Linked DNA regions of Homo sapiens: region 2 is linked to region 1. Evidence: read pairs that join two places in POLR2A ChIA-PET (ENCODE). Cell type or tissue: MCF 10A. All regions are shown on one strand. Each heading gives the region's core, and the rest is flanking DNA. Links, peaks and the distances in the headings are about the cores only. Region 1 overlaps ARID1A (AT-rich interaction domain 1A). Region 2 overlaps TENT5B (terminal nucleotidyltransferase 5B).

The links. ChIA-PET counts read pairs that join two places held together with the same protein. Peaks named below come from ENCODE experiments on the same cell type or tissue, not always from the same donor. Only the 100,000 strongest peaks of a DNase experiment are listed, where the experiment ranks them.
Region 2: POLR2A ChIA-PET joins it to region 1 with 5 read pairs; 2 of 35 experiments call an interaction of 5 or more read pairs at or near these places.

What each region holds. Positions count from the first base shown.
Region 1 is chr1:26,700,641-26,706,016 of GRCh38, forward strand. The region is part of intron 1 of ARID1A (AT-rich interaction domain 1A); the gene reads left to right. Among named protein-coding and RNA genes, the nearest start is that of ARID1A, 7.3 kb to the left of the region's middle. RefSeq lists a silencer at 3,358-3,652. In MCF 10A, for the core only: no CTCF peak of the experiment used is centred there; a DNase peak (open chromatin) is centred at 5,261.
Region 2 is chr1:27,003,459-27,008,773 of GRCh38, forward strand. TENT5B (terminal nucleotidyltransferase 5B) reads right to left here. Exons shown (of 2, transcript NM_052943.4): 2 at 1,562-3,499. The coding sequence ends at 2,486. Among named protein-coding and RNA genes, the nearest start is that of TENT5B, 6.7 kb to the right of the region's middle. RefSeq lists enhancers at 369-1,013, 2,302-2,945, 2,946-3,589, 3,590-4,233, 4,878-5,315. In MCF 10A, for the core only: no CTCF peak of the experiment used is centred there; DNase peaks (open chromatin) are centred at 2,453 and 4,913.

The DNA.
Region 1 (5,376 bases), core at 277-5,276:
CAAGTTGGATTTTATTGTAGAAGTTTGGTTGTTAGTTTCTACTACGGAAACATCAAATGATATTTCTGACTCCTGGGAAACAGATACAGGAATCCTAGATTTATTATGGGAATGCCTACTGGCAGAAATTCTAGGCTGGCTGAAATACAGGACTCTTGGAGCTCTCTCAAGTAGGAGGGACCAGGAAAACCACACTGAGATGGCACTTTAGTTGTGGGGGTTTCATGTTTCTCTACTGTTCATGAGAGAGCTGGGGTGATGAGGATTGAGATGGTGGTGTGAGAACAGAGAAAGCAGCCAGGACCAGGTTTGGCTTCTTGTGTATTGGGCCCTGTGAGGACTTTTTAGGTTCCTTTCTTTGTGTGTGACATGAGTAACCATGACAAGCAGCACCTGCTGAAACAGGATGTCTTGGATTGCATTAAACATTAATATGTTGGATTGACTCCTGTAGGTGTAATGTCTACAGTAGACCTTTTGCAAAGAGGTTAGTGAACTTTTTTAGAATGAGGGAATAGGCTAACAAAGTAATAGGCAGGGCTCTTTCCTGTTCCCATCCCTCAAAAGGTTGTATTGATTGGCTTCAACTCTCAAAATTCTAGAAGCAACTGAAGCTTGTAAATATGGTAAAAATGTGGTATTCAAATATATTGGCACCGAGTAGTTCTTTTCTGCCAGTGAGCTGTAATACCTGGGGCTTGAATGGAGTCCTGATTCCTGTGGCTTTTATCTCTGGGTTTTTCCTTGTTTAGATTGGTCATTATCATTACTGACGCACACTTACGTTGTTATTACTGATGCATACTTGAGTTGTGTGTTGCGTTAGTGGTAAAGAGCACAGGACTCACAACAGGAGGAGGAAGGAGGAGGCTTAGGTTCCACATACAGCTCCAGATTAAGCTGTGTGACCCTGGGCAGGTCATTTGCTTTCTCTATTTTTCATTTTCTCCCTCATCAATAAAATGAAGTTGGTCTGCATGGCCTTCTCACTCTAAGATGCTACATATCTGTGCTTCCATAGCTGGCTTGTTATGAAGGCAGCTTTCTGTACATAAATCAGGGGTCTTGAGACCATCTTTCTTCCCCTGGACTGAAGGAACTCAAAGCTATTTTCTCCTGGGATTCACAGGAACAAGCTCTGAACAGTTGGGTGCCATTGTGGTCTGTAGACTTTTACAGAAAAAGCTCTACCAGACTGTTGCCTTGAAACTGTTAATCTGTTTGTCATTAGTCATTCCACCTGGCTGGTGGTTTTAAAACACTAAATAGTCGTTGGAAAGTTAGGTAGATTTCATTAAAGCAAGACTTGAAAAATAGTTGCTTCAGGATCCCCAGGAGGCTTTTGCACTTGGGGTTGGGGTGAGGAATGGATATTCATAAGTTCAGTGTTGATATTCTGCTGCTTTTGGGGAGGGGTAGGGAGAGAGAGGGAGCATTAAGCTCTCCAGACTCCTGGTGTTTGGGCAGGTCTAGGTCTGGTTTGGGCAGTTGGTTGTAATCTGAGTGCCTGGACTTGCCCTGTAAGTTTTGCTGAGAGAGAAGCAAATGTTCCTGAGACTGGAAGAGGAAAAGCTGCGTTTCAGGGTCAATTTCATAGGTGCATTTGTTGTTTCTCATCGCTATGGTTTAAAAAACTACATGGTGTGCTTTGCACGTGGTCCTGGAAATGCTATTCTTTCTCTTCTCCAGCACACCTGAATTTCCATTCTTTCTCTTCCTGGCTTAGTAGTTTAGAAGTGTAATTTAGGTATATTAGAGGAAGGAAGCTTCCCTTTATAAAGGAGGGAAAAGGGTAGAGGGAACAGTGTTTGATAATTCTGTGCTTGACACAGCATCTTCTATCGTCTCTGAAGGAACCAAATGTTTCAGAGCTTTGTGTAAATACTTGCTGAGCTGTCAATATGTACCCAGGAGGTTTCTGTAGTAAGATGTAAACTGTTCTATAGAATGTTTGACAGGCAAATTAATAAACAGTTTTCAAGCAAAGATAATGCTAGCCTCCTCATGTGGTGGAGTAAAATAACATTGGGGAAAAAGACTTGGGGATAGGAAAAGGGTAGTGCTGGGGGGCAGTGAGTGTGGAGATAAGAAGTGATCTAAAAAAAAATTGAAATGGAAAGATGCTGCCCTGGTAGTGAAACCTCTGTGGCCCTGGCTGCGTGCTAAGTTCAGGGCATGTGGTATCCTGTTAAAGTCAATTGCAGTTTCATAGTGAAAATAGAAGTTTGGAAAGAAGATCCTGACTGTCAATAGTAAGGTAAGTATTACCCCAGACACTTGGCTTATGAGACTTTGAGGTTTAAAGGGTAGCTTGGTGAGATTATTTTTGGCTTGGGTTTGCATTTCTGGAATATTAGAAAGGAGAAAAAAGATACTGCAACTTGAGTGTGATCTTTATCCTCAATTTTGCTGTTGTGCTGGGGATTATAAGTCCACTACCCAATGGCCTGGGTTTATTTATACAGTTTTTACTGGACTTCTGTGTATCACTTATGATAAAATTAATATGCCTTTACACTCTGTTCCTGGGTCAGTACAAAGTCCAAATATTTGGGGACTCACTACATCTTACTTGAAGGATTATGTGAGTAGATACAGTCTTTGTTTTTGAAATTGCCATTTTAGGATTAAAAACATATCTGGGTTCCTTCAGTGACACATTCTTTTTATGGAAGAAGAAGAAGAATCTATGAATATTTTAGCTGTCTGTCTGTGGTCCTCTTCTTTGGTAGCCTTGTGAGATGACCAGATTTGCCTTCTCAGAATGTCTTTTTTAACTAGATTCATTGATTCTGACACCAGTTTTCTTTATAAGAAGTGTTTTTTACACCAGAGTCCTGGAAGTGCCCTTTTGACTTAGCTGTTTATATAGTAGCAGGGAATATGAATGTAATTATGGTCCTGACTATGATTTTTAGGTTCAGCTAACTTACTACCAAAGGCTATCAGCTTGTTTTAATACAAAACACAAAAACTTGGATTGGCACTGACATAGGTTGCTTAATATTGCATGGTCCTTTCCCAGTATGTTGGTAGTGAGGGTATTAGGAACTTCAGACTTATTGCTGAGAGCATAGTTTCTAAGTCAGAGAGATCAGGAAATTCCAATGGGGATGGGAAATAGCCCTATGTGATTACACCAGCTAGGTACTAGGAAGAGATTTAAAAGGTAGAAACAATATCTCCTTCAGAGGCATTTAGTTTTCTTAGGAAAGCATGCTTATGTGCACACATCTGGAAAACTTGAAAAGCAAGGTTTCATAAATGGATGTAGACCACACTAATTATGTGAGCTGAAGGAATTAGAGGAAAAGGTTCAATCAGTTTGGCAGGGTTAACCTGGGACAGCTTTTCAGAGGCTTTTTTTGTGAAGCTAAATGTTCAAGAAACTTAGAATACTAATTTGCCTTTTCATAATGCTATTCTTAAGTTCCATGGGCTTGATAGAATCCACATTGCACATCCATCTCCAGACCAGTAGCTGTCTCAGTGTTCCAATGACTTTGAGAATTTGGACTCTAACCATAAAACTCCCTGAAAGAGTGGTTCCAGGGTCTTAGTGGTTCTTGTGGTCAGGTAGAGCCTTTGGTACAGACTGTTAAGTTCTTGGCTAGTTCAGGGGCACTTTTCTAGTAAATTTGGATTTGGAAGGTCATGTCACCTTCAGAGTTGTGTGCCCTGGACAGCTCTGTAGTAATGGTGGTTCAACTTTGTTGGTGAGTCTGTCTTGGCAGAGTTAGTTGACCTTTCTTAAAACAAGAGCCACGAAGTAAGTATCTGTTGGGACTCTTAGGCTGCTATTTCTGAGGAGCTGGGAGCTGTGTTCAAGTCAAGTTGCTTGTGTTAGACCTTATATTGAGGTTGATGGGTTAGGTAAGCCTGCACATATGCAGTCTGCCCATTTATTCATAGAAATGGCCTTTAATACTGTTTTTGGCCGGGCGCGGTAGCTCACACCTATAATCCCAGCACTTTGGGAGGCCAAGGTGGGAGGATTGCCCAAGCCCAGGACCAGCCTTGGGACCAGGCTATTAACATAGGGAGACCCCATCTTTACAAGACACAAAAATTGCTGGATGTGGTGGTACGTGCCTGTAGTCGCAGTTTACTTAGAAAGCTGAGGCAGGAGGATTGCTTGAGCCCAGGAGGTTGAGGCTGTTGTAAGCCATGATTACGCCAGTGCACTCCAGCCTGGGCAATGGAGCCAAGACCTTGTCTCAAAAAAAAAAAAAAAATTTGTTTTTTATTAGGTTACTATGGCCAAGCAGCTAACAAATGCTGCTCACCAATGCTTAATCCTTGTGGAGCCTCTGGAATATAGTGATTTTGGTTTCTTTACCTGCTGGTCGATCTGTGGTTGGGCCTTGGCACTTCACCGGTCAAGGATCATCAGTGGATGCTTAACAGCTGAAGATGCATGGCATGTCCAGTGCCAGGCCACTGTAATGCTTCTACCTGGAGAAGGATTGGTTACACTGCTCCAGTACAGAAGTACTGCAGACCTTTTTTTTTTTTTGAGATGGAGTCTTACTTTGTCACCCAGACTGGAGTACAGTGGTGCAATCTGGCTCATTGCAACCTCTGCCTCCCAGGTTCAAGCGATTCTCATGCCTCAGCCTCCTGAGTAGCTGGGATTATAGGCTTCCACCACCATGCCCGGCTAATTTTTGTATTTTTAGTAGAGGTGGGGTTTCATCATGTTGGCCAGGCTGGTCTTGAACTCCCAACCTCGGGTGTGATCCACCCACCTTGGCCTTCCAAAGTGCTGGAATTACAGGTGTGAGCCACCACGCCCAGCCTTTTTTTTTTTTCCCCCCCCCTCAAGTAATGGTCCATGACCTGCTGAAAGTACTGGAGTCTTGGATAAACATTCTGGTTTAGAAATACCTTTTCCACTTTTTTTGCCTTGCCATTTTGGCATTTTGCAAAAGTGGGTTTTCAGTTACTCAGAATTGGGCACCATAGTTAACCTCCTATGGATTACAGGTGTTTAGGGGCTTGAACTCTGATCATTCCCAGGTTTTAGAGGAATCCAAGTTCGGGTGAATATTGACTTAGTAGCCTTGAGTATTCTTCCTGAAATTACCCCTCCTCTCCATTTAAATGGATGAAATTAGTTTTTTACTGAATGTGAAGGGACATCTGAATGAACTTCTGTTTGTTTTTGTTAGTCACTTGTGCATAGCTGGAATATTATCTTGGGACAGGTTGAGTCTATTTCCCAGTGGCTTCTGCATTTTCTAAGGGTGGACTGGAATGGGAAGAAGTCTAATGCCAAGAATGCATTCCAACATGCTGCAGAGTAGGAAATTTGATCCCTAAAATGTTGACTTAGTGTTGGTCATGGTACATATTAGAAATCACCCAGTAATCCAG
Region 2 (5,315 bases), core at 1-5,000, 300 kb after region 1:
AGCTGGAATTACAGGCACACGCCACCATACCCAGCTAATTTTTGTATTTTTAGTAGAGATGGGGTTTCACCATGTTGGCCAGGTTGATTTTGAACTACTGACCTCAAGTGATCTGCCCACCTCAGCCTCCCAAAGTGCTGGGATTACAGGCATGAGCCACTGCGCCAGGCTCCTGACTTATTTTTCAATTTTCAAAACCCAGCATTTCCAGTCCCTTACCCTGCTATATTTTTACATATCACTGATCATCTAAGACCATACGGTTCGGTTTATTTTCTATCTACTCCGTTAGAATGTAGTCTTCACAAGGACAGGGATTTTGTCTTTTGTTTGCTGATGTATTCCCAGCACCCAGAACGGTGTCTGGCACATGGTGGCTGAATGCAGTGTATACACACATGTACCAAATGGGTTTCTCGCTTTTTCAGCCCTTAACTAAACAAGCACATCCAGGTGAACTCCACCCCCCAGCCCAAAAAGGTAAGTCTGTTGTGTTTACACTGTGAGCCTCTCATGCCAAGGCTGAAATAGCCAACTCAGGAGGTGAGACAAACTTAGTCCTTCCCATGACCATAGTTGGGTGGTCACAGCTGGGATGGGGGTGGGAGCTGGTTTTAGTCACCAAGCAAAGAAAGCCTTTCTGTTCACTTTCCAGCCATTTTGAGCCCAGCAGCACAAGGGACTCAGAGCAGGTGAGGTGGCTGGACTCACCCTGGTGACCTGGGGCCTCCTCTGCAGCATTGTTTTTTCCACCCTGGCCAGAACCATCAAAGTCACCACTTCAGAGGCCCCTAATGAGGCTGAATATGTTAAGGGCTTTGCAATCCCTGGATCAAAGAGTCTGGGCAAACAGCAGGCAGCGTCCAGGCCCATGACTGACTGGCTGATACTCTGAGGGCGCAGCATGCTAGGAACTTGCGGCTGACACTCCTAGACAGCCTGGCATGGCCCCATGTGGGTTTGGGAAGGGGAGACCCTCCCCATCCAGGGGATCTGATTAGAGCGAGCCAGAGCACACCCATCAGTGCTCGGGGCAAGGGAAGGAGCTGGAGGACTGAGGGAGCCTCTCCCAAATAGAGGCCCTACCTGGGCTCAGGCTTAGGGGGAACCCTACAAGTTCCCCAGTCTCAGCCACCTTTACTGGAGGGGCCTCCAGTCCAGATTCACCCAGCCTGTTCTCTAGCTGCTCCCTTGGAAGAGACGGGGTAGACAGAGCTGGGAACAAGTACCCCTGAGCACCAGAGTCTGAGTCTAGGCCCAGAGCTATTTGGATTCCAGGTAGAAAACATAAAAATATTTACTCCTTAACAAGAGCCCTAGACCTGCTAAGGCAACGTGCAGGTCACACATGTAGACAGCAGCTCTTAATATACAGCTGGTCAGGCTGCGGCTGGGGTTGGGAGAAGGAGGGGCAGTCCCCCAGCCATAGCCCAGGCTTCAAACCCCGCCCCCGCAAATGCTCCCTTCCACAGTACAAGCCAGACTCCAACTGGGGGAGGCAGCTGCAACCCCCACTGCTACGGAAGGTCCTTCTTTCCCCAGAGGAAGCATGGCACTAAGGTTCAGTGTAGACCGTCTTTATTGGCAGGTGTTAAGAGTGCAAAATATCAACAAACCCAGGGGAATACGCAAGGGGGTGGGAGTATGGCTCCCCTACCCCATGTGAGAGCCCTGTAACCAAGCCAGTGGGGTGGGAACGTTGACTTGACTGTGGCAAATTCAGGCTCAGCACCTTCCAAAGAACAAGCTCCCAGGCAGGAGGGCTCCTTGCAACACAAGGGGGAAAGGAGTGGCACCCTGGAAGGGGCCTGGGCTGCGACCCACCCTGGGCTGCTTGGCTCCTGTATACTGCCCACCTCAACCCCTCAAGAGGAAGGCTTCACAGCTGGGGGTATGTAGTTCAGAGAACCGGGCTAAACCCAGCCCTCCCCAAACCCAGGTATCTGCCTCGGGCCTCAGTTTCCCTCCTCCCAGTGATTACCCAAGTTGGCCCATCAGGCCCTGTAGTGGCCCAGCCTGATCCAAAGTGACAAGTCCCTGTAACATACCATGTATCAGTCAGTGTGTGGGCTGCAGGCCCTCCAAAGCTGCTGGGATCACCACAGGCTGGCCTTAGTCAAAAAGACCCTCTTAGACCATGGGAATCAATCCAAGGTGCTGGGCATTAAGGCTACCACCCCAAACTTGCTTTGTCTCCTGAAGGAAATTGACTTCCAAGACAAATGGCGCCTGCACCCCACCGGCATGCTGGTCCAAAAGTGTGATGCAATAACCAAAGGGTCCTCCTGCTGAGAGCCCCAGGCTGGCATTAAGCCCACAGGGGCCTCGTGCTCGGGAAAGTCTGGTCTGTTCAATCAAAGGCCCAACCCTGCAGTGCTGGGCCTCCTGGCACATTCTGCGCCTCTGGTCATGTCCTCCACACACTCTTGGAGGCCCCACCCCACCCCGTGAGGCCCAGTCCCTTCCCTTCTGGCCAGGGTCTGAGTCAGTTACAAGGCAGCCAGGTGGGATAGGCGTGAGCCAGGAGAGGTTGCACGGGGGTCACGTAGTAATTGACAGTGGCTGGCACAACCCCGTCAGTGCCTGGAGGGCGCCAGGCCAGGGCGGCAGTGGCAGCTGGGCCCTGCTCAGCCAGTGCCTGCAGCGCCAGTGCGGCAATGAGGTCCAGCGTCTGGCGGCGCTCGTGGTTCATGAGGCACACGGTGCTCTCGTTGACCACCCGGTGCAGTGTCACCAGGCAGGCGTAACGGCGGGCTGCATCTGCCCCACCGAAGTGGGCCTCCAGGTAGCGCTCTAGGGTGCGCCGCTGCTCCACCAGGTCTGGAAAGTCGATGAAGAAGCGGGAGCACATGTAGCGCTGCAGGGCGCGCACATCGGTGCTGGGCCGGGGCCGGAAGCCCCGCACCAGGAGGTGGCAGTACTTGAGGAGGCCACCACCTCGGATCTCCTCGGGACTGCGCGTGGCGATGACACGGTGCCGCAGGTGCTCCAGGGCCTCGGTGAAGTCCCCGTACAGGCTTTCGCCTGTGACCGTTGGGTGGAAGGCCTCAGACATGGGAGTGGACGAGCACTGGCCAAAGAGCAACAGGGAGTCCAGGATGATCTGGAAGGAGTCTATGCTGAATTCAAACTGGCGTCTCACCGAGTCCACAAACTTGAGCTCCACGTTCTTGCCGCTCTTGTTGGACAGTGAGATGAGGCTCCAGCGGTCCGAGTCTGTGCACACTTTCACCAGCTTCTGCACGTATGCCTCCTTGAGTGTCAGTGGCGTGATCTTGGCCCGGCTCACACCGGCCGGCAGGAAGTCTAGTAGGCAGGCCAGCACCACTGCCTTGGTCAGCTGGAAGGATGCCTCACTGCGCAGGTCCACCCGGAACACCAGGTCCAGATCCTTGTAGCCCAGGCCACTCTCAGGGTGCAGCACGTGGCTGGCAGCTGAACCATGCAGCCGCACACTGTGCACATGTAGTCCCTGCTCCTCCAGGGTGCTGCGGACCACCTGCAGGGGAGAGCAGGAAGGAGAGGTGTCAGGAGCGGGCCTCAGGGGTCCACCAAGGACTTCCGTTTACTTATCACGGTAACTTCAACCACTATTGGCCCCTAACCAGCTGTTATGCCTTTGGAAAATCATTTAACTTTTTTTTTTATTGGGTGGGGGTGGGGGGGTTGGGGGGGAGTCATTTAACTCTTTAAACCTAATCTGAGAATGGCCCATCTGGAGGAATGACTCAGGAAGAATAGCAATGATAATAGCACACATCTGCATAGAATTTACTAAACAGCAGGTCACTTAATCCTCACAATAACCCTGTGAGGTGGATACTATTATTCACACTTTACAGATGCAAAAATGGAAGTACAGAGGGGCCAAGTAACTAGCTCAAAGGCAAACAGCTGGTGAATGCAGAGCTGGGAATAAAACTCCGAGTCCAAGTCTTTTTTTTTTTTTTTGAGATGGAGTCTCACTTTGCCACTCAGGTTGGAGTGCAGTGGCGTGATCTCGACTCACTGCAACCTCCGTCCCCCGAGTTCAAGTGATTCTCCTGCCTCAGCCTCCCGAGTAGTTGGGATTACAGGGGCCTGCCACTGTGCCCGGCTAATTTTTGTATTTTTAGTAGAGACAGGGTTTCACCATCTTGGCCAGGCTGGTCTTTAACTCCTGACCTCGTGATCCACACACCTCCCAAAGTGCTGGGATTATAGGCGTGAGCCACCGCGCTCGGTGGTTTAAGTCTTAACCGTGCTATTCTACCTCTCAAACTGCTAGTAAAACAGTTCTGTATCAGGCACTGTGCTAACTGCTCAAACGTGTTGGGAATATGGTTAGCAGTTCACATTCATGACCACATTAACCCTCCCCATAATCCTACATTTGAGTATTATTTTGACTGATAGATGGAGGACCTCAGGTGCAGAGAGGTAAAGTCAAGGTCACAGAGCGGTCAGGCTGAGACCAGAACCCAGGTTAGTTGGGATTCTCAAGTTCACCTATGTCCTTTTGACTACAATGCACTCATCCTAACTCATCCTTACAAGGACCCAGTGAGGCAAAAATTATATACTTTTTTTGCTCTCGGATGAGGAAACTGAGGCTTACAGTGGTGAAACAGCTAAGGCTCAGTGAAAACTCTCAGCCTTCAGACAGTCCCCAGGCCTGATGGCACAGGACAGATAAACCTATAAGTGGTCCCTCCGCTGAGGTACCAGGTAGGGAGAAGAGTGAAGCTGGGGGTTGGGGACATTCAGTTTTCTCAGTAACCCAAAGTTGTCCTGAAAGTGACCAGGCAGCATTCCTGTCCTGAGTGATTCTGCAACCCTGCCTTGCTGCCAAGTCAGCACCCAGCTCCAGACCAGGCTGTTCTCCTTGCCTCCCAGGGAATTACTACAAAGAATGCACCTAAGTGCTGAGAAGGCAAGCTGTGGTGGGGCAATCAGAGGCGGGCGGCGCCCTCCAGGAAGACTTCCGGGAGGAGCAACTTTACCAGGGGAAGATATTGTCATGGCAATGGGAGGGTAAGCAACTGGCCACAAGGAACACGGAGAATGGGGCGTAAGCAGCTGGCCATCAGGAACACAGAGGGTGGCAGAAGGAGGCTAGGCATCTAATGAGTGCCGAGCACTGGACCTTGTTGCCAGAATCTATGGGGACAGGTGTCTTTTTTTTTTTGAGTCTGAGTCTGTCATCCAGGCTGGAGTGCAGTGGTGCAGTCTCAGCTCACTGCAACCTCCGCCTCCCAGGTTCAAGTGATTCTTCTGCCTCAGCCTCCCGAATAGTTGGGATTACAGGCGCCCATCACCACACTCAGCTAATTTTT